3 separate regions of the Homo sapiens genome follow, and all the other regions are linked to region 1. A link is an interaction called in ENCODE POLR2A ChIA-PET data of the cell type or tissue named here. Cell type or tissue: PC-9. All regions are shown on one strand. Each heading gives the region's core, and the rest is flanking DNA. Links, peaks and the distances in the headings are about the cores only. Region 1 overlaps PTPRF (protein tyrosine phosphatase receptor type F). Region 2 has its middle 55 kb from the start of SLC2A1-DT. Region 3 has its middle 19 kb from the start of KDM4A.

Evidence for each region. Peaks named below come from ENCODE experiments on the same cell type or tissue, not always from the same donor. Only the 100,000 strongest peaks of a DNase experiment are listed, where the experiment ranks them.
Region 2: POLR2A ChIA-PET joins it to region 1 with 6 read pairs; 1 of 35 experiments calls an interaction of 5 or more read pairs at or near these places.
Region 3: POLR2A ChIA-PET joins it to region 1 with 8 read pairs; 7 of 35 experiments call an interaction of 5 or more read pairs at or near these places.

The regions. Positions count from the first base shown.
Region 1 is chr1:43,554,381-43,561,061 of GRCh38, forward strand. The region is part of intron 5 of PTPRF (protein tyrosine phosphatase receptor type F); the gene reads left to right. Among named protein-coding and RNA genes, the nearest start is that of PTPRF, 27 kb to the left of the region's middle. RefSeq lists enhancers at 2,818-3,395, 3,396-3,973, 6,286-6,681. In PC-9, for the core only: no CTCF peak of the experiment used is centred there; DNase peaks (open chromatin) are centred at 2,631 and 3,491; H3K27ac peaks cover 1,985 bases.
Region 2 is chr1:43,010,376-43,017,056 of GRCh38, forward strand. No RefSeq gene overlaps it. Among named protein-coding and RNA genes, the nearest start is that of SLC2A1-DT, 55 kb to the left of the region's middle. In PC-9, for the core only: no CTCF peak of the experiment used is centred there; a DNase peak (open chromatin) is centred at 2,406; H3K27ac peaks cover 1,055 bases.
Region 3 is chr1:43,627,411-43,634,091 of GRCh38, forward strand. No RefSeq gene overlaps it. Among named protein-coding and RNA genes, the nearest start is that of KDM4A, 19 kb to the right of the region's middle. In PC-9, for the core only: no CTCF peak of the experiment used is centred there; no DNase peak of the experiment used is centred there.

The sequences.
Region 1 (6,681 bases), core at 992-5,991:
CTTCTCTCACTTGGTGGCTTCTCCATTCATTCACAAACACTCCCTGGACCACCTTGAAGTCCTCTGAGCACCGAGGAGGAGGAAGCTGTGTCTAAGCCAAGTCTTGAGGACAGGTGGGAGTTGGGGGTGGCAGTTGGCAGCTAGGCAGGTGCCCAGGCCCAGAAGCAAGAGAGGATGGAGCTTTCAGAGAGCTCTGAGTAGTTCAATTTGGGTTTTCTGGAGGGCAGAGGGGGAGCTAGAGAGCACAGGAAGAAGGAGAAAGCAATTCAGCATGAGTCTGGAGAGGTTTGGAGGGCAGATTACACAGGATCTGGCTGAGAAATGAACACTCTCCTAGGGACATAGGAAGCCACAAACAAGGCGGGGGTGACATGATCAGACCCCAGCCACAACTGATTCATCAGTCTGAATGTGTTTATGTTTTCAAAATATAGCATCGATTGTTGCTTGCTTTTTTTTCTTTTCTTTCTTTCTTTCTTTTTTTTTTTTTGAGATGCAGTCTCACTCTTGTTGCCCAGGCTGGAGTGCAATGGTGTGATCTCAGCTCACTGCAACCTCTGCCTCCCGGGTTCAAGCGATTCTCCTGCCCGGCCTCCCAAGTAGCTGGGATTACAGGCATGCGCCACCATGCCTGGCTAATTTTGTATTATTAGTAGAGATGGAGTTTTACCATGTTGGTCAGGCTGGTCTCAAACTCCTGACCTCAGGTGATCCGCCTGCCTCAGCCTCCCAAACTGCTGGGATTACAGGTGTGAGCCACCGCACCCGGGCCGATTGTTGCTTTCTTTTTAAGAATGTGATGTCGATACCTGTTCCTTTTTGAAAAATTGGAAAGTATAGAATAGCACAGAGGAAAAAATTAAAATGTCTCAGTTTACCTCTAGTAATAACATTTGGTTACTTACTCGTGGCCCATTTTCTGTGCATACATATATATGTGTGTGTGTGAACAGAAATGGGACCACATACTGTCCGATGATTTGTAGACTGCTTTAAAAACAAACAAAAAAAAATATGGCTAACATCTTCCTTGCCACTAAATATTCTTCTGTATCATTATTCTTTTTTTTTTTTTTTTTTTTTGAGACGGAGTCTAGCTCTGTCACCCAGCCTGGAGTCCCGTGGTGCCATCTTGGCTCACTGCAGCCTCTGCCTCCTGGGTTCAAGCGATTCTCCTGGCTCAGCCTCCCGAGTAGCTGGGACTACAGGTGCGCACCACCACTCGTGACTAATTTTTGTATTTTTAGTAAAGACGGGGTTTCACCATATTGAACAGGCTGGTCTGGAACTCCTGACCTCGTGATCCGCCCACCTTGGCCTCCCAAAGTGCTGGGATTACAGGCGTGAGCCACCACGTCCAGCCTGTATCATTATCCTTAATGGCTATGGGTAAGCTGTCACATGCAAGTACCCTAATTTATTTAGCCATTCCCTTATTGTTGGACACATATGTTCTCAGTTTTTTCGTTTCTATAAATAAGGTGCCATACACGTCGTTGCAGATGGATGTGTTCACCTTCCTGATTATTCCCTTATTCTAGGTTCATGGAAGTGGAATTGCTGAGTCAAAGGGCACATGCATTTTTAAGCCTTTTGATATTTCCAGAAGATTGTGTCAATTCATACTCCTGCCAAGCAGGGCAGAAGAGGGCCTCTTTCCTGCACATCTTCCCCACTGTTGGGAAATATCTTCAAAAAAATATTTTTTGCCAAGTTAATAGGCAAAAAATGGCATCTCAATTTAATTTGCATTTCTTTGATTACAAGAACAGCTGCACATGTTTTCACATTGGCCATTTTTACGCTGTGGCTTTATCTGTTCACACACACATCTCCATTCAGTTACTCTTTTTGTTGTTGTTGTTGTTGTTTGGTTTTGGGGGGTTTTTTAGTTTTGTTTGAGACAGAGTCTCACTCTGTTGCCAGGCTGGAGTGCAGTGGTGAGATCTCGGCTCACTGCAACCTCCACCTCCCGAGTTCAAGTGATTGTCCTGCCTCAGCCTCCCAAGTAGCTGGGACTACTGGCAGGTGCCACCACGCCCAGCTAATGTTTGTATTTTTAGTAGAGACGGGGTTTCACCATGTTGGCCAGGCTGGTCTCGAACTCCTGACCTCGCCCGCCTTGGCCTCCCAAAGTGCTGGGATTACAGGCCTGAGGCACTGCGTCCAGTGTCGGTTACTGTTTTGCATCTGTGTCTTGTATGAGTCCGTGGGCTCTACAAGCTTAGAGGAGCCATAGAGGACAGTGGTTAAGACTCTGGACCACTCACTTCTCGTGTGTCTTTGGGTTAGTAACTATGCCTCTGACCCTCATTTGCTCCATCTGTAAATGGATATAATGCCTACCACCCAAGCTGGTTTGGAAGATTGAATGCTGTGTATGAAGCGCTTCCCAGGAGTGTGGTGGTGGTTGCTGTGGGGCTGGAAGCTGTACATCTTGAGGCCTCACCACGTGAGCTGAAGGTGGTTGGCCTCCGTGCTGCGTGGCATCATCCGGGTGATGCAGCTCCACTGCCTGCTCCCACGGGGGGACATACCTGTGCAATAGGAACTCAGAGAACAGGCCCTGGGCCAGCATCACTGATTGCTGAGTGTTCTCAGGCTCCTCCCTGCCACTTCTGACCTGTTTCCCCACTCGTGACCTGGGGGCAAGTATTTCAATGCTGCCCAGTCCTCCTATTGGCAGCTGTCCTAGCAGGGAGCCATCTGCCCTGCCCTGGCATTTGGGAGGTGGCTGAAGGACCAGAGGCCCCAGAGGGCTTCTTTTCAGGCTCTCAGATTGGGGAACAGGGCCTCCTTGTTAGTATTGAAAGAGGAGTCCTTCAAAAGCGCCTAAGCCCCAGGTCCTGGGTCAGGAGCCCTCTTACCTCTGCCACTGCCCTGGGCAGCCTTACCTTTCAAAGGGTTGAGGAGGATGGAGGTGGTCTTTCAGGCCTGGGGTGAGGAGGACGGACTTCAGACTGACAGGAGGGGCTGGGTGTGGTGGCTCACGCCTGTAATCCCAGCACTTTGGGAGGCAGAGGCCTGCACATCACTTGAGGTCAGGAGTTCGAGACCAGCCTGGCCAACATGGCAAAACCCCATCTCTACCAAAAAATACAAAATTAACTGGGCGTGGTGGCGCACGCCTGTAGTCCCAGCTACTTGGGAGGCTGAGGCAGGAGAATTGCTTGAACCCAGGAGGAGGAGGTTGCAGTGAGCTGAGATTGCGCCACTGCACTCCAGCCTGGGCGACAGGAGACTCCATCTCAAAAAAAAAAAAAAAAAAGAGGACCTGCAGGAGGTGCCTCCGTTTGGTTTCTCTACCAGGGGCCAGCAGTATATGTTTGCGCTTCTGGGGTGTGAGAAGTGTCTGATGAGGCTGGGGAGAGTGTGGCGCAAGTACCCAGACCCTGTCCATGCTCCGGGGAAGGGTGTGGAGCTGTGGGCCTGAGTGAGCCCCTCCTGCTTCTGAAACATAGCACCAGGAAGACAAAATGCTGACTTATCCTGCTGGTCTGTATAACCTTGGCCAGCATTGGGCTTGACAGAAAGGCGTGCCGCAGGAGGGCCAGAGGGAAGCAGCCCAGAGGGTGAACACCCGCCCCCTGCCCCGCCTCACCCCACCCCTCCCCTCCCTCCTAGGAGGATCAAGAAAGCTGGGTGCCTGCAGGAACTGGGTGAAAGGATGGTTGGACTTGGACTGGAGCTCTGGGGTGGGGCCGGCAGGAGCCAGGGCCATTCTTGGGAGGCCACCACAGGGTACGAGGAGGGCTGGGGAGGGGATGGAGCTAGTTGGGGTCGGGGAAGTAAGAGTCCTTCCTGAGTTGCACACAGCTCTCCCTGTGAGCTGGTCTCCTTGGAGAATGGCTGAGGGCTGTCTGGGGTGAACTGGCTCAGGTGAAGATCAGTGTGCCCCCAAAAAGGAGTCCAGGCCTGCAGTCTGTTCTGTGCCCTCTGCCTTTGCCTCATGTCACACCAGGCCCAACTGCTGTGGCTCCAGGGCCACTCCCACCACAGCCCGTGGGAGTGCCCCCCCAAATCCCCCACAGCCGTGCCCTTTGCACCTCGCATCTGAGCAGGATTGTTATTCCCAGTGTGGCCTCCCCTTGACACCCCCGCCAGGACTGCATACGAGGTGGGGGTGCCCAGCACAAGCTGGCCGGGGTGAGCCTGTCCTGGCTGTGATGAGCGTGGGGCCCGCCGCCCAGCGTTCCTGTCTGAGTGGTAATTGAAGCCATTAGCGCGCCAGCCTCTCCCTCGCCGGGTAATGGCAGGAAAAGCTCTTCTCGCTCCGCACTCTTGAGGCGGCGGCTGAATCACTCCCCCTCCAACCCGCCCGCTGCCGCCACTGAGACAGGGAATCTGACATTTTCCCTCACCAGGGAGGGGGAGCCCTGGGGGAGGGGAGGGAGGCAGGCCTGGATTCCTGGCCTTTCCCTCCAGGAGGTTGAGGGGCAGTGAAGGTCTTGGAGCTCAGTCTGTAAGTCATGGATTCACCTGGGGCCGCAGATTTCAGGCCTGGAAGGACTGGCCGGGAAAGCCCAGGAGGCCGCCAGACATTCAGTGGTGTGGGGAGGGCACTGATGACTTTGGGTAGGTTCTGGGAGGGACAAGGAGGCGGGGAGAAGAAAGAAGCTGTGGAGCAGAGATGAGCTGTTTTGGACTTCTCCTGGGGGGCTTAGCTCCAAGGGTTCTGAGTACAGGTAGCATTACTTGTCTTGGGGTCATTGATAGGGCAGATAACGTGCACTGTTCGTGTGGTGTGGGTGCCCTGTGTGCCATGTTTAAGGCAGTGTTTGTGTGAAGTGTGTGGTGCAGTGTGTGCAGCAGGGGTGCTGCCTTGCAAGCTGTGCGCACAGAACGGGGTGTGCAGCGGTCAGCGCACACGTTACCATCAGGCAGTGGGGAAGGGGCAGTGTGTGCAGGAGGCACTGCATGCTGTATGGGCTGTGTATGCAGCGCGCAGTGTTTGTGTGCACGTGTGTGCGTCAGGCAGTGCGTGGTGTGGTGGTAAGCAGGTAGTGAGTACCTTATGGGCTATGTATACAGCAAGGCATATGCATCAGGCAGTGTGTGGGCAGTAGGCAGTGTGTGTGTGTGTTATCAGGCAGTATATGTGTGCGGTGTGCCGTGCGGCAGGCTACCTGTGTTTATATCGGGTAGTGTGTGTGTGTTTATGTGCAGCAAGGGTGTGCAGTAGGTGTGCAGTAGACTGTGTGCAGCAGGCGTGTGTGTGTGTACAGCAGGTGGTGTGCAGCAGGCAGTGTGTGTATGTATCAGGCGGGGTGTGGTGTGTGTTTATGTGCAGCATGCGGCGAGTACTTTGTGTGGTGTACAGCAGGTGGTGTGCGGCAGGCTGTGTGTATGTATCAGGCTCTGTGTGTGTGTGTGTGTGTTTGTACAGCAGGTGGTGTGCAGCAGGCAGTGTGTTTATCAGGCAGTGTGTGGTGTGTGTGTGCATCTTTATGTGCAGCGAGTAGTTTGTGGGGTGTGCAGCAGGTGGTGTGTAGCAGGCTATGTATGTATCAGGCTGTGTGTGTGTGTGCGCGCGTGTGTACAGCAGGTGGTGTGTAGCAAGCTGTGTGTATGTGTCAGGCAGTGTGTTTATGTGTGTGTGTCCAGCAGGTGGTGTGTAGCAGGCTGTGTATGTATCAGGCAGTGTGTGTGTGCGCAGCGGGTAGTTTGCAGGGGTGTACAGCAAGCAGTGTGCATGGTATGTACAGCAGATGGTGTGCAGCAGGCAGTGTGTGTGTGTGTGTGTGTACAATAGGTGGCATGCAGTGGGCAGTGCATTTGTGTGCATGCAGCAGGCTGTGGTGTGTACAGCAGGTGGTGTGCAGCAGACTGTGTGTTTGTATGCATCAGGCCGTGTGTGTGTGCAGCAGGCAGTGTGTGTGTGTGTACATGCGCACACGCAACAGGCACTATATTTGTGCAGCAGGCCATGTGTGTGGTGCATACAGCAGGTGGTGTGCAGCAGGCTGTGTGCTTGTACATGCAGCACATAGTGTATGTGTGTTGATGTCAGACAATGCATGTGCATGTGTGTGGAGTGCACAGCAGGTGATGTGCAGCAGGCTGTGTGTGTAGGTGTGCCTCGGGAGTGTGTGGGGGTGGGAGTGGACAGCAGGTGGTGTGTGCCTTACAACCTGTGTGGGCAGCAGCAGGAGTGGGCAGCAAGCAGCCCGAGCTGAAGTGTGGTGGGGTCAGTCTGGCACTGGCAGGAGGTCGGAGATGCTGTGTCTGGGCTCATTGTCTCTGGGACCCCGCAGGATCCCTGTTTGGAGCTGTTGGTCCGCCAGGAAGTTCGACAGAGTTGGATGTGGCCAGAATGGTCTGGCTGAGCTGTTCTCAGCACCTGTTGTGGTCGACCTCAGCAGCTCCTCTGTAGCCAGGCCAGGAGGTGGGGTGCACCAGATAGGGATCCTGCCCAGACCTGCCTGCAGGAGGTCTTGGGACCCTTTCCTCTCCCTCCCCTACCCCACCAAGCCCACAGTCCCTTCTGTCTGTTCCCACCTGGCCTCAGTGTCCAGCCAGCACCATACCACCTATGCCATGCGGGCCAGGGAATCCAGGTGTCTCGATGGAGTGCCTGGTGTTGCCAGCCTTGGAGCAGGCTCTGGGGAAGGGCTGTCCGGCACATGAAGTAGTGACCAGGGTGGGGGCTAATCAGTGCTGTACTGGGCTTGGACCTCTGGG
Region 2 (6,681 bases), core at 530-5,529, 540 kb before region 1:
TGGCAGGGTTAGTTCCTTCGGAGGGCTGTAAGGGAGAATCCGTTCCATGCCTCTCTGGTATGGAACATGCCAGGTGAATTCTGGTAGCTTCCCATGTTCTTTGTCTTGTTTCTTCTTGTGTCTCTTCCCATCTTTTTTCCTCTATGCTCGTCCATCTCCTTGTCCAAATTTCTGTGCCCCCTAGCCATTTTTTTTGTTTGTTTTTTGTGTATGTTTTTTTTTGAGATGGAGTTTCGCTGTTATTGCCCAGGCTGGAGTGCAGAGGCGCCATCTCGGCTCACTGCAAACTCTGCCTCCTGGGTTCAAGGGATTCTCCTGCCTCAGCCTCCCAAGTAGCTGGGACTACAGGTGCATGCCACCACACCTGGCTAATTTTGTATTTTTAGTAGAGACGGGGTTTCACCATGTTGGTCAGGCTGGTCTCAAACTCCCAACCTCAGGTGATCCGCCAGCCTCGGCCTTCCAAAGTGCAGGGATTACAGGCGTGAGCCACCGCGCTTGGCCCCAAATGTCCCCTTTTTATAAGGATACCAATCATATTGGTTTAGGGTCCACCCTAACGGCTTCATTTTAACTTGATTACCTCTGTAAAGACCCTGTCTCTAAATAAGGTCATATTCTATGGTACAAGGGATTAGGACTTCAACTTATGAATTGAGAGGGGAGGGGCATAAATTTTGCTCCCTCTCAAATGGGTGTGGCAGGGAGGGGAAGTCCTCTGTAGGGATGAGAGTCTATCTTGCACCACAGTGTGACCTTGGGGAGGTTGTTTAGACTTCATAGACTGGGGCTGACATTACTCACCCTCCAGGGTTGTAGTGAATGAGGGTAATTGCTAAAAAGTCCCTTCCCCGGGTTGGTCATCCCTAGGAAGTATCTTATCTGTCCCTTGTTCCTTATCAACATGGACGGCTGGAAGAGCACTGGCCCAAGGACATCACATAGAGCTGGGTTTGAGTTCTAGCCCCGTCTCTAGCTGTGTGGTCCCTGTGAGCCTCTGTTTCCTCATTTGTGAGATGGGAAAAGTATCTATTCCCATTGAGTTGTTGTAGCTAGAAGATAGAGATAAGATGAGGAAAGCCAATGGCAGTAAGAATGCTATAGAAGACCGGAGGCAGTGGGAGGCATCAGCCTGATTAGTCTGAGGTAGCTGGCCTCTCCTTTAGGAAGTTTTCCTTCAGCCCCACAACTTGGATTAGACTCTCCCTGCCATCCTGGGCTCCCACAGTCTCCTCTGCTACCCTCCACACCCCACCCCTCTGTTATGGCACTTGTCACACCCTACCATAGCTGTCTCTCTAGAATTATAGAAGCCTCCCTGAAGGAAGAGACCATCACCTCTGCATGCCCGTTAAAGTAGCAAATATGAATGAAAAAATAGTAAAACCCACTGCTGGCAGTGTTGCAGGTGTTGAGGCTCAGAACGTGATAGCCCAATGTATGGCACTTTGGCATGCTGAGTACTTGAACTCAAAGAGAAGCAAAATATCCAGGCCCTGTGTCTCCCGCTCCTCTTTCTCCCTTGAAGCAAATCAGAGAAAACAGAATTCCTATTCCCCAAAGCACGTCATAGAAACTAGAACCTCTCTCCCCCTAAGCCAGCCATAAAATCTAGAAAGGTTACACTCTCTGTTTTCCCTTGCCCCTTGAAGACCCTCATCCCAGAGCAGTCCTGCCCCATACACTGCAGGAAGGAATGCTTCGCAAGGAGACCAAAAAGAATCTGGATAGGCTTTGCTGGATCTCCCTGCTCAGTCTATTACCATGAGGTCATGCCCCTTTGTCCAATCACATCTCCACATGGCTGTTCATTCCTCATTGAACCTAAACACAAAACACAGTTTTCTCTAGGCTTTTGGGTCTTTATTTCTGAAGGCTCCTATGTCATGTAAAACTTTGATTCAATAAATTTGTTGTGCTTTTTTCTTGTTTATCTGTCTTTTATTATAAGAATAACCTTGCTTGGTATGGTGGCTCACGCCTCTAATCCCAGCACTTTGGGAGGCTGAGGCGGGTGAATCACCTGAGGTCAGGGGTTCAAGACTAGCCTGACCAACATGGAGAAACCCTGTCTCTACTAAAAATACAAAATTAGCCAGGTGTGGTGGTGCATGCCTGTAATCCCAGCTACTTGGGAGGCTGAGGCAGGAGAATCGCTTGAGCCTGGGGGACGGAGTTTGCGGTGAGCCGAGATCGTACCATTGCACTCCAGCCTGGGTGACAGAGTGAGACTCCGTCTCAAAAAAAAAAAAAAAAAAGAATAACCTTATGATGGATGAGGAAAGGTATCATACCTTTCCTGTATACATAGTGGTGATGTGAATAAACACAATCTTTCTGGAGAACTATTTAGCAGTTCTAATAAAAACCACACACTTAAGTACAACCCCTGACCAAGAGAAACCAGTTTGGGGAGTATATTCCAAGTATCTAATGCAAAGGTGAAAAAAAAAAAAAACTTGCTGTGTAAAGATATTTTGAGCTGACTATGTGTCATGAAGAAGAGTGGAAAAATAATGGTGCAATGAATTTGTAAACTGCAAATGATGGCAGCTTGGTTCACACTGTGACAATTCAGCACAGTCCAGGAAACATTAACTGAGTACAGAGCATGTGTGAGGTCCTGGATTCCACTCTGGGAACCCAGACATGTCCCTGCACCAACTAGTGGGTAGACAGGCAGGTAGACTATCACCATACAGTGTGAGCAGATGAGAGAAGTGGGGGCGAGCACACGTGGAGAAGTTAACTCATGGGAAGGAGGGTCAGGAGAGCTTCTTGCAGGGGGAGATACCTGAGCTGGCTTCAAGTGGACACTGGTGGGAAGGAGAATAAACAACCTAGATGAAGGTGGGGGGCATTTGTGAAATGGCAAATCATAGGTGTGGCTGGAGGGTGGAATACATGCGGTCATGATAAGGCTGGAGAATATGGCCAGAGGCAGATCATCAAGGGCCTTGAATGCCAGTTCGTGCTTTACCCAGCAGAAGTGGAGAAGCCAACAGACATCTTTAAAGAGGTGAGCAAGAGGATCATCTTTGTGATTTAGGAAGATCATGGGGTAGCCATTTGGAGGATGGACTGGAAAGGCCAGCAGGCAGGGGGAGCCTGTTGTAGGGTCCAGGTAAGCCATGGTGACAAAGCCTGGGGATGGAGAGAGGGAGGCAAGGTCATGAGATATTTATGAGCCAAAAGAGACAGATAACTCTTGGTGACTGACAGGATGCTGGGGGAGAGGCAGAGGCAGAATTGTGGCAGGTAGTGCCAGCAACTGACAGGGAACATGAGAGGAGGAGCCCGTTTTGGGGGAAAAGGGATGAGTCCAGTTTGGTATCTGTTGGGTTTGAAGTACCCATGGGACGCCCAGATGGACAGGGGAGTGGGCAGCTGGGTATATGAATCTGGAGCTCAGGAGACAGGGCTGGGCAGAAGATTAGGTTTGGAAGGAATAGACTAGAGGTATGAATTGGAGCCCAGGGCCACCAGAGCCCACCCTGGGAAACAGTTTAGTGGGGGAGAAGTACCTGGACAGCGCCCACTGTAAAGGGTCGGAGGAGCAACAGGCACTCTGGAAAGGATCTTGAGAAAGATCCAAGAGGTGAAAAACCGGGAAGATGTGTCTCATAGAAGCCCAGGGAGGAGAGTGCAAAAGGGGAAAAAGAGCAACAGTATTTTAAGTGTTCAGTTTTTGCAAATTAAAACCACAGTGAGATACCACTTTGCCTTAATGCAAGAATGACCATAATTAAAAAGTCAAAAGACAATAGATGTTGGTATGGGTATGGTGAAAAGGGAATACTTTTACACTGCTGGTGGGAATGTAAATTAGTACAATCACTATGGAAAACAGTATGGAGATTCCTTGAAGAACTAAAAGTAGATCTACTACGTGATCCAGCAATCCCACTACTAGGTATGTACCCAAAGGAAAAAAAAGTCATTATATGAAAACGACACCTGCACACACGTTTTTAGCAGCACAATTCGCAGTTGCAAAGATATGGAACTGACCTAAGTGCCCATCAACAAGTGGATAAAGAAAATGCGGTATATATACACCATGGAATACTACTCAGCTATAAAAAGGAATGAAATAATGTCTTTTGCAGGAACTTGGATGGAGCTGGAGGCCATTATTCTAAGTGAAGTAACCCAGAAATGGAAAACCAAATATTGTACATTCTCACTTATAAGTGGGAGCTAAGCGGCCGGGCATGTTGGCTCACGCCTGTAATCCCAGCACTTTGGGAGGTCAAGGCGGGCAGATCACAAGGTCAATAGTTCAACACTAGCCTGGCCAACATGGTGAAACACCATCTCTACTAAGAATACAAAAATTAGCCGAGTGTGGTGGCACATGCCTGTAATCCCAGCTACTTAGGAGGCCTAAGCAGGATAATCGCTTGAATCCGGGAGGCAGAGGTTGCAGTGAGCCGAGATTGCGCCACTGCATTCCAGCCTCGGTGACAGAGCAAGACTCCATCTTGGGGGAAAAAGAAAAAGTGGGAGCTAAGCTATGAGGGTGCAAAGGCATAAGAATGATATAATGGACTTTGGGGACTCAGGTGGGAAGCTTGGGAGGGGGTGAGGGATAAAACACTACATATTGGGTACAATGTACACAGCTTGGGAGAACTAGAATGTCCGAAATCACCACTAGAGAACTTATCTATGTAACCAAAAACCACCTGTACCCCAAAAACTACTAAAATAAAAAGTGTCCATTTCTGAGTGGAAGCCTCAATAACTGCTTCTCCTTGCTGTCAGACAGAGGACCCCCCTCCCCAGGACTTCCTGGGCTTCCTGCCTCCTCAGCTGGAACTCTGAACACCTCAACTACCTATGCGTCCTCCACTAGCCCCAAGGCCTTTCTGGGTCTCGGTTTCTTCCTCTGTTCAGGTAACATTGTGATTCCTCTGCCTGCCCTCCAGCAGGAATCAGTGCTTCAGATGAGAAACTGATGAAAGTGGTTTATAAACTGCCCAGGGAATGATCCTGATTCATCCCTTTTCAAATCTCAGGTCTTCCACCAGAGGCTTGGTTGGTTTTGTTTTCTCTTGTCTTGGAGGCTCCTTGGCTCACACTTCTCTCCTCCGGCCATGTCTCTGTTCCGACCTGCTTGATGGTGGCTGGTCTGTGGCTGGCCCATCCTGGGGTTTACTGAGTCATCAATTCAGCCCTGATTTATTGATGGCAACTCAGTTCTGGGGCCAGCTCCTTGCTTCATTGTTCCTCCCTCTCCTATATCTTTAAGATCTTCCCCCGTCTTTCTCATCTTTTTTCCCCCAAGAGACTCAAAGATACACCATATTTTAAAACGGAACAAAAATCCCTCTTCTGCTTGTAGCCCTCCTCCATTTCTCCCTTCATCTGCATCCCCTCTTAACCAAGTGTCTAAAATAATCATCTAGGGTGGTCCTGGTGGCTCACGCCTGTAATCCCAGTATTTTGGGAAGCCGAGGTGGGAGGATTGCTCGAGCCCAGAAATACTAGACCATCCTGGGCAATACAGGGAAACCGTGTGTCTACAAAAAACTTTTAAAAAATTAGCTGGGCATGGTGGTGTGTGCCTGTAGTCCCAGCTACTCACTATACAGGAGGCCGAGGTGGGAGGATCACTTGAGCCTGGGAGGTGGAGGTTGCAGTGAGCTGAGATTGTGCCACTGCACTCCAGTCTGGAGACTGTCTCAAGGCCGGGCGCGGTGGCTCACTCCTCTAATCCCAGCACTTTAGGAGGCTGAGGCAGGCAGATCACAAGGTCAGGAGTTTGAGACCAGCCTGACCAACATGGAGAAACCCTGTCTCTACCAAAATTACAAAAATTAACCGGGCATGGTGGCACACGCCTGTAATCCCAGCTACTTGGGAGGCTGAGGCAGGAGAACTGGTTGAACCTGGGAGGCAGAGGTTGCAGTGAGGTGAGGTCGCACCACTGCACTCCAGCCTGGGCAACGGAGCAAGACTCCTTCTCAAAAAAAAAAGACCTTGTCTCAAAAAAATATGTATGTAAAATAATCACCTACGTTTCTTTGCCTCCTCTTTGTTGATCCTCTGCAATCTGGCTTCCACTCCCACCTCTCCACTGAAACTCTTTGTAAAGAAAATTGCAGTGGGTTGAATAGTGACCCCCCAAAAGACATGTCCAAGTCCTAATCCCTGGAACCTGTGAATGTGACCCTAGTTGGACAAAATAGGTATCTGCCAGTGTAATTAAGAATCTCAAGATGAGGCCGGGCACGGTGGCTCACGCCTGTAATCCTAGCATTTTGGGAGGCCGAGGTGGACGGATCACCTGAGGTTGGGAGTTCGAGACCAGCCTGACCAATATGGAGAAACCCTGTCTCTACTAAAAATACAAAATTAGCCGGGCGTGGTGGCGCATCCCTGTAATCCCGGCTACTCAGGAGACTGAGTCAGGAGAAATGCTTGAACCTGGGAGGCAGAGGTTACAGCAAGCCGAGATCGCACCATTGCACTCCAGCCCGGGCGACAAAAGCGAAACTCTGTCTCAAAACAAACAAACAAACAAACAAAAAGACAAAAAGAATCTCAAGATAAGATCATCCTGGATTTAGGGTGGGCCCTAAATGCAATAACAAGTGTCCTTATAAGAGCAAATCAGAGGGAGACTGGAGACAGAGACACAGAGCAGGATGGCCATGTGGGCATAGAGGCAGAGAT
Region 3 (6,681 bases), core at 1,069-6,068, 73 kb after region 1:
CTCTGCTTAACTCCAGGGCTCTTTTCACACCGCTACCTGCCTAAAGCTAGAAATCGTCAGATGCATTGAGAAAAAAATATTTGGGGCCGGGCGCAGTGGCTCACGCCTGTAATCCCAGCACTTTGGGAGGTGGAGGCAGGCAGATCACGAGGTCAAGAGATTGAGACCATCTTGGGCAACGTGGTGAAACCCCGTCTCTACTAAAAATACAAAAATTAGCTGGGCATGGTGGCACGCACCTGTATTCCCAGCTACTCGGAATGCTGAGTTAGGAGAATCGCTTGAACCCAGAAGGCAGAGGTTGCAGTGAGCCGACATCACACCACTGCACTCCAGCCTGGGCGACAGAGCAAGACTCCGTCTCAGAAAAAAAAGAAAAATATATTTGGAAGGAAATATACCAGAAGGTTATGAGGATAGGTGACTTGTTCTTTGTAATTCTCCAAATTTTCTATGAAGACTTTATTTATTTATTTATTTATTTATTCTTTTTTTTTTTTTTTTTTTTTTTGAGACGGAGTCTCGTTCTGTCTCCTAGGCTGGAGTGCAGTGGCACAAATCTCTGCTCACTGCAACCTCCATCTCCTGGGTTCAAGCGATTCTCAGCCTCATGTAGCTGGGATTACAGGTACCTGCTACCATGCCTGGCTAATTTTTGTATTTTTAGTAGAGATGGGGTTTTGCCATGTTGGTCAGGCTGGTCTCGAACTCCTGACCTCAGGTGATCCGCCCGCCTCAACATCCCACAGTGCTAAGATTACAGGCATGAGCCACCACACCCGACCTGAAGACTTCATATTTTTTTATTTTATTATTTATTTATTGATTTATTTATTTTATTTATTTATTTATTTAGAGACAGTCTCTGTTGGCCAGGCTGGAGTGCAGTGGCATGATCTCGGCTCACTGCAACCTCCATCTCCCAGGCTCAAGCAATTCTCCTGCCTCAGCCTCCCAAGTGGCTGGGATTACAGGTGCACGCCACTACCTCCAGCTAATTTTTTGTATTTTTAGTAGAAACGGGGTTTCACCACGTTGGCCAGGCTGGTCTCGAACTCCTGACCTCAGGTAATCCGCCCGCCTCGGCCTTCCTAAGTGCTGAGATTACAGGCATGAGCCACTGCGCCCAGCCAATACTTTCATTTTAAAAAACAAAAATTTTTTTTTTATTTATTAAAGCAACAACAGAAACCTTTTGACTGGGATCCAGGTGTGCAACTTTGAAGTCCTCATTCTCTTTCCTCCTGCCAACTCCCTAGAGGAGAGTCACTGTTAACAGTTTAGTCTATATCCTCCTGGGCATTTTCTATGAATATACAAACATGTATAAGAAACTTCGTATTTTATGTAACTAGAATGATATTATTCATATCTTGCTGCAAGTTGCCCATTTCATTTAAATATATGCTTTCCATGTCAGGAGCTTTTTTTTTTTTTTTTGAGACGGAGTCTCACTCTGTTGCCCAGGCTAGAGTGCAGTGGCGCGATCTCAGCTCACTACAAGCTCCGCCTTCTGGGTTCCGCGATTCTCCTGCCTCAGCCTCCCAAGTAGCTGGGACTACAGGCGCCTGCCACCACGCCCAGCTAATGTTTTGTATTTTAGTAGAGACCGGGTTTCACCGTGTTAGCCAGGATGGACGATCTCCTGACCTCGTGATCCGCCTGCCTGGGCCTCCCAAAGTGCTGGGATTACAGGCGTGAGCCACTGCGCCCAGCCAGGAGCTCATTTTTTTAACTGCTATATACTATTCTGTTATGGATGTCCCATAATTTTAAAAATGGTTATCAATATAGCTTTTTTATTAAATAAGTGGATGCATATGATAAAACAAATAAAAATGATTCAGAGGCCGGGTACAGTGGCTCACGCCTCTAATCTCAACACTTTGGGAGGCCCAGGCGGGCAGATCACCTGAGGTCGGGAGTAGGAGACCAGCCTGACCAACATGGAGAAACCCTGTCTCTACTAAAACCACAAAATTATCCAGGCGTGGTGGTGCAGGCCTGTAATCCCAGCTACTTGGGAAGCTGTAGCAAGAGAATTGCTTGAACCCAGAAGGCGGATGTTGCGGTGAGCCAAGATCGCGCCATTGCACTCCAGCCTGGGCAAGAAGAGCGAAACTCAGTCTCAAAAAAAAAAAAAAAAAAAAGTTTCAGGGCCAGGCACGGTGGCTTACACCTGTAATCCCGGCACTTTGGGAGGCCGAGGCGAGTGGATCACGAGGTCAGGAGATCAAGACCATCCTGGCTAACACGGTGAAACCCCGTCTCTACTAAAAATACAAAAAAAAAAAAAAAAAATTAGCCGAGCGTGGTGGTGGGCACCTGTAGTCCCAGCTACTCAGGAGGCTGAGGCAGGAGAATGGCATGAACCTGGGAGGCGGAGCTTGCAGTGAGCTGAGATCACGCCACTGCACTCCAGCCTGGACAACAGAGCGAGACTCCGTCTCAAAAAAAAAAAAAAGATTCAGTCTTGAAGGGTCCAAAATAAAAGGTCAGCTTTTCTTCCTCCTCTCCCCAACTCTAGTTTCATTTCCTGCAATTTCTGATTTTAATTCTTTCAGTGGCAACCATCACATGCCATTAATAGATGGTGCCTGTTGGCTCCTTGGCTATAAAATGTGTGGAATTTAGTCAACTTACATGATCTCCTACCACTACCTCCTGATTTTGTTAGATATATTATTACTTTTAATTCTTCTAGAGTTCCTTTCATGACTTTAAACACTTTATTTATTTTTGAGACAGAGTTTCGCTCTTGTTGCCCAGGCTGGAGTGCAGTGTCGCCAGCTCGTCTCACTGCAACCTCCACCTCCCGGGTTCAAGTGATCCTCCTGCTTCAGTCTCCCAAGTAGCTGGGATTACAGGCATGCACCACCATGCCCAGCTAATTTTGTATTTTTAGTAGAGACAGGGTTTCTCCATGTAGGTCAGGCTGGTCTCGAACTCCTGACCTCAGGTGATCAGCCCACCTCAGCCTCCCAAAGTGCTGGGATTACAGGCGTGAGCCACTGCACCCGGCTAAACACTATATTTAAACATCTGTTTCTTGATTTATCACCTTTTGGCAGTATCTATTGATTACCCTCTCTCAAGAATGAGAAAATTAGCTCACTTTCCTTGATTCTCCCTTCTCCCTCCTCCAACTACGATTTTTTGTTATTTCACATTGTCAAGGCTTCCAATACTTTCTGTTCTGCTAATATAATTAGTTCTTTCATTCTAAAAATTGAAAACCAATACACAGCATTTTAATTGTATGTTTATGAAAAATCTTTCAAACATCAATTTCAAACAAACTTCAAACAATTTCAAACTTTTATTTTTTTTTCTATGTTCTTCACTTCTGGATCATATTCACCTGCCACCACCGCTTGCACCACATGACAGTCTTTCTTGGATTCTTTTTCACGTTGATAGAGTACTCCCCCTCACATAATTTTTTCACAGAGCATTATAAACTTTCTGGTTCTCGCATGTCTGAAAATTTTTTTTTTTTTTTTTGAGATGGAGTCTTGCTCTGTTGCCCAGGCTGGAGTGCAGTGGCGCAATCTCGGCTCACTACAAGCTCCACCTCCCCAGTTCACGCCATTCTCTCGCCTCAGCCTCCTGAGTAGCTGGGACTACAGGCGCCTGCCACCACGCCTGGCTAAATTTTTTGTATTTTTAGTAGAGACGGGGTTTCATCTTGTTAGCCAGGATGGTCTCGATCTCCTGACCTCGTGATCCACCCGCCTCGGCCTCCCAAAGTGCTGGGATTACAGGCGTGAGCCACCGTGCTCGGCCGTGAAAATATCTTTTACATTCACACTCCATTTTAACTTTGTCTGGTCTGGGCTTCCTTATACAAGATAATTTTCCTCAGAAACTTGTGAAGACATTGCTGCTAGTTCTGTATTAAGCAATTGTTGAAGGAGAAAGGCTGTCCAGCAACAAATTACCCTGATGTTTGTTTGTCCCATGACCCACGTTGATTTTTTTTTTTTTTTTTTGAGACAGAGTCTTGCTCTGTTGCCCAGGCTGGAGTGCAGTGGCGTGATCTTGGCTCACCACAGTCTCTGCCTCCCGGGTTCAAGCAATTCTCCTGCCTCAGCCTCCCGAGTAGCTGGGACTACAGGCGCGCACCACCATGCCCAGCTCATTTTTGTATTTTTAGCAGAGACAGGATTTCACTATATTGGCCAGGCTGGTCTCGAACTCCTGACCTCATGATCCACCAGCCTCGGCCTCCCAAAGTGCTGAGATTACAGGTGTGAGCTACCACACCCAGCCTTTTTTTTTTTTTTCCGAGATGGAATCTCACTCTGTCACCCAGGCTGGAGTGCAGTGATGCAATGACGGCTCACTGCAACCTCCGCCTCCCAGGTTCAAGTGATTCTCCCACCTCAGCCTCCCGAGTAGCTGGGATTACAGACACCCGCCACCACACCCGCCTACTTTTTGTATTATAAATTATTATATGTACAGAGTCGACTTCTGGGCCACGAGTCTGTTTCATTCATCTGTTCAGTCTAAGGTGAACTACTCATTTAACTTTTGTGGCTTTATTACCTGACACAACTAATTTTTATTTTTTCAAAATTAGTGCCATTCCCCTATTTTTCTTCCAAACGGACATTAGATTACTTTTTGAAAATTCCTCTTCCTCAATTTTTATTGCAGATATTTATTTTACTCAAGAAAGTTGACAATAACATTTCTGAAGCACGTATGTGTTAACATAAAACAAAGAAAAGCAGGTTGGAGTCTAAATGAAGCTTAAACTTTCTGATGAAAAGAAAGCTGTGTTCCTCCAGCCCTGCTGAAAGTGAGGAAGCGCTGTCTGACCTATGCAACCATCCCAGGTTCTAGAGTGAGAGCTGTGATGTAATTCAAGGATACTTGGGACCTGTCCATGGTCCCCCAGCAACGGCAGGCTGGCACTTTTGACACTTGATGCCCTTGTCCCTGCTGGTCTGTCTAACCTTCCATACATGGTCCATTTCTCTTTTTCACTCCAGCCTTATGTAAATACTTGTGGTTTCCTAAGCACACGATGTTAAACATTTATAACAATTGAAGGGTTAAATAACCCTAATAGATAAGCCTTCTTTCAAATCAGTAAGAACAAAAGTAAACACCCTAATAGAAAATGGACACAAATAGGCAATTTCAAAAGGAGATAGGCAAATTCCAGTAAAAATACTGAAGCTATTATCCTCACTACTAATAAAAGAAGTATACATCAAAACAAGAATGAGGTACCGTTGGCCCTCTGTATACATGGGTTCTGCATCCATGGATTCAACCAACCTCAGATCAAAATTATTCAGGAAAGGCTGGGCGCAGTGGCTCACACCTGTAATCCTAGCACTTTCGGAGGCCAAGGTGGGTGGATCACTTGAGGTCAGGAGTTCAAGACCAGCTTGGCTAACATGGTGAAACGCCATCTCTACTAACAATACAAAAATTCGTTGGGTATGGTGGCACACGCCTGTAATCCCAGCTACTCGGCGGGGGCTGAGGCATGAGAATCACTTGAACCCAGCAGGTGGAGGTTGCAGTGAGCCAAGATCGCACCACTGCACTCGAGCCTGGGCCACAGAGCAAAAAAAAAAAAAAAATATATATATATATATATATATATATATATATATGTGTGTGTGTGTGTGTGTGTGCGCGTGCACACGCATGTATGTATACATGTATGTATATATGTATGTATAAATATGTGTATATGTGTATGTATACGTGTATGTGTATATATGTATGTATACATGCATGTGTATATATGTATACATGTACATGTATATATGTATGTGTATGTATATATGTGTATTAGAGAAAACTTTCATCTGCAGTGAACATGCACAGACTTTTTTTCTTGTTAGTATTCCCTAAACAATACAGTATAACTATTTACATAGCACTTACAATGTATTGGATATTGTAAGTAATCTAGAGATGATTTAAAGTATAAGAGAGGATATGCATAGGTTATATGCAAGTACTACACCATTTTATGTTGGGGACTTGAGCATGGGCAAATGTTGGTATCTGTGGGAGGTCCTGGAAGCAATCCCCCATGGATACTGAGGGACAACTGTTTGACTGTTTGACTATAAAATTGGCAAGAGTTATGTGTCAATATTGATGCAGGGAATTAGGCACTTATAAATTGCTAGTGGGAATATAAACTGGTTCTACATTTTTGGAGGAGAATGTGCAGTATCTATCAAAACCCTTAAATTATGCTTTAATTTGACCCAGCAATACAAGTTTAGGAATTTACATTAAAAAATTGTACAAATAATTTAAAAATCTGTGGGGAAAGATTCACTACATCATCATTCATAATACTGAAAAATTGAACATATTATACACACACACATATAGGCTACAACCTTGCTGAAGTGACTCCAAAGACCATCAGTGTCAGCATCACCTGGGAGCTTTTTAGAAATGTAGAATCTAGGCCAGGGTGTGGTGGCTCATGCCTGTAATCCCAGCACTTTGGGAGGCTGAGGCAGGTGGATCACTTGAGGTCAGGAGTTTGAGACCAGCCTGACCAACGTGGTGAAACCTCATCTACTAAAAATACAAAAAAATTAGCCAGGCATGGTGGCAGGCACCTGTAATCCCAGCTACTTGGGAGGCTGAGGCAGGAGAATCACTTGAACCCAGGAGGCAAGGTTGCAGTGA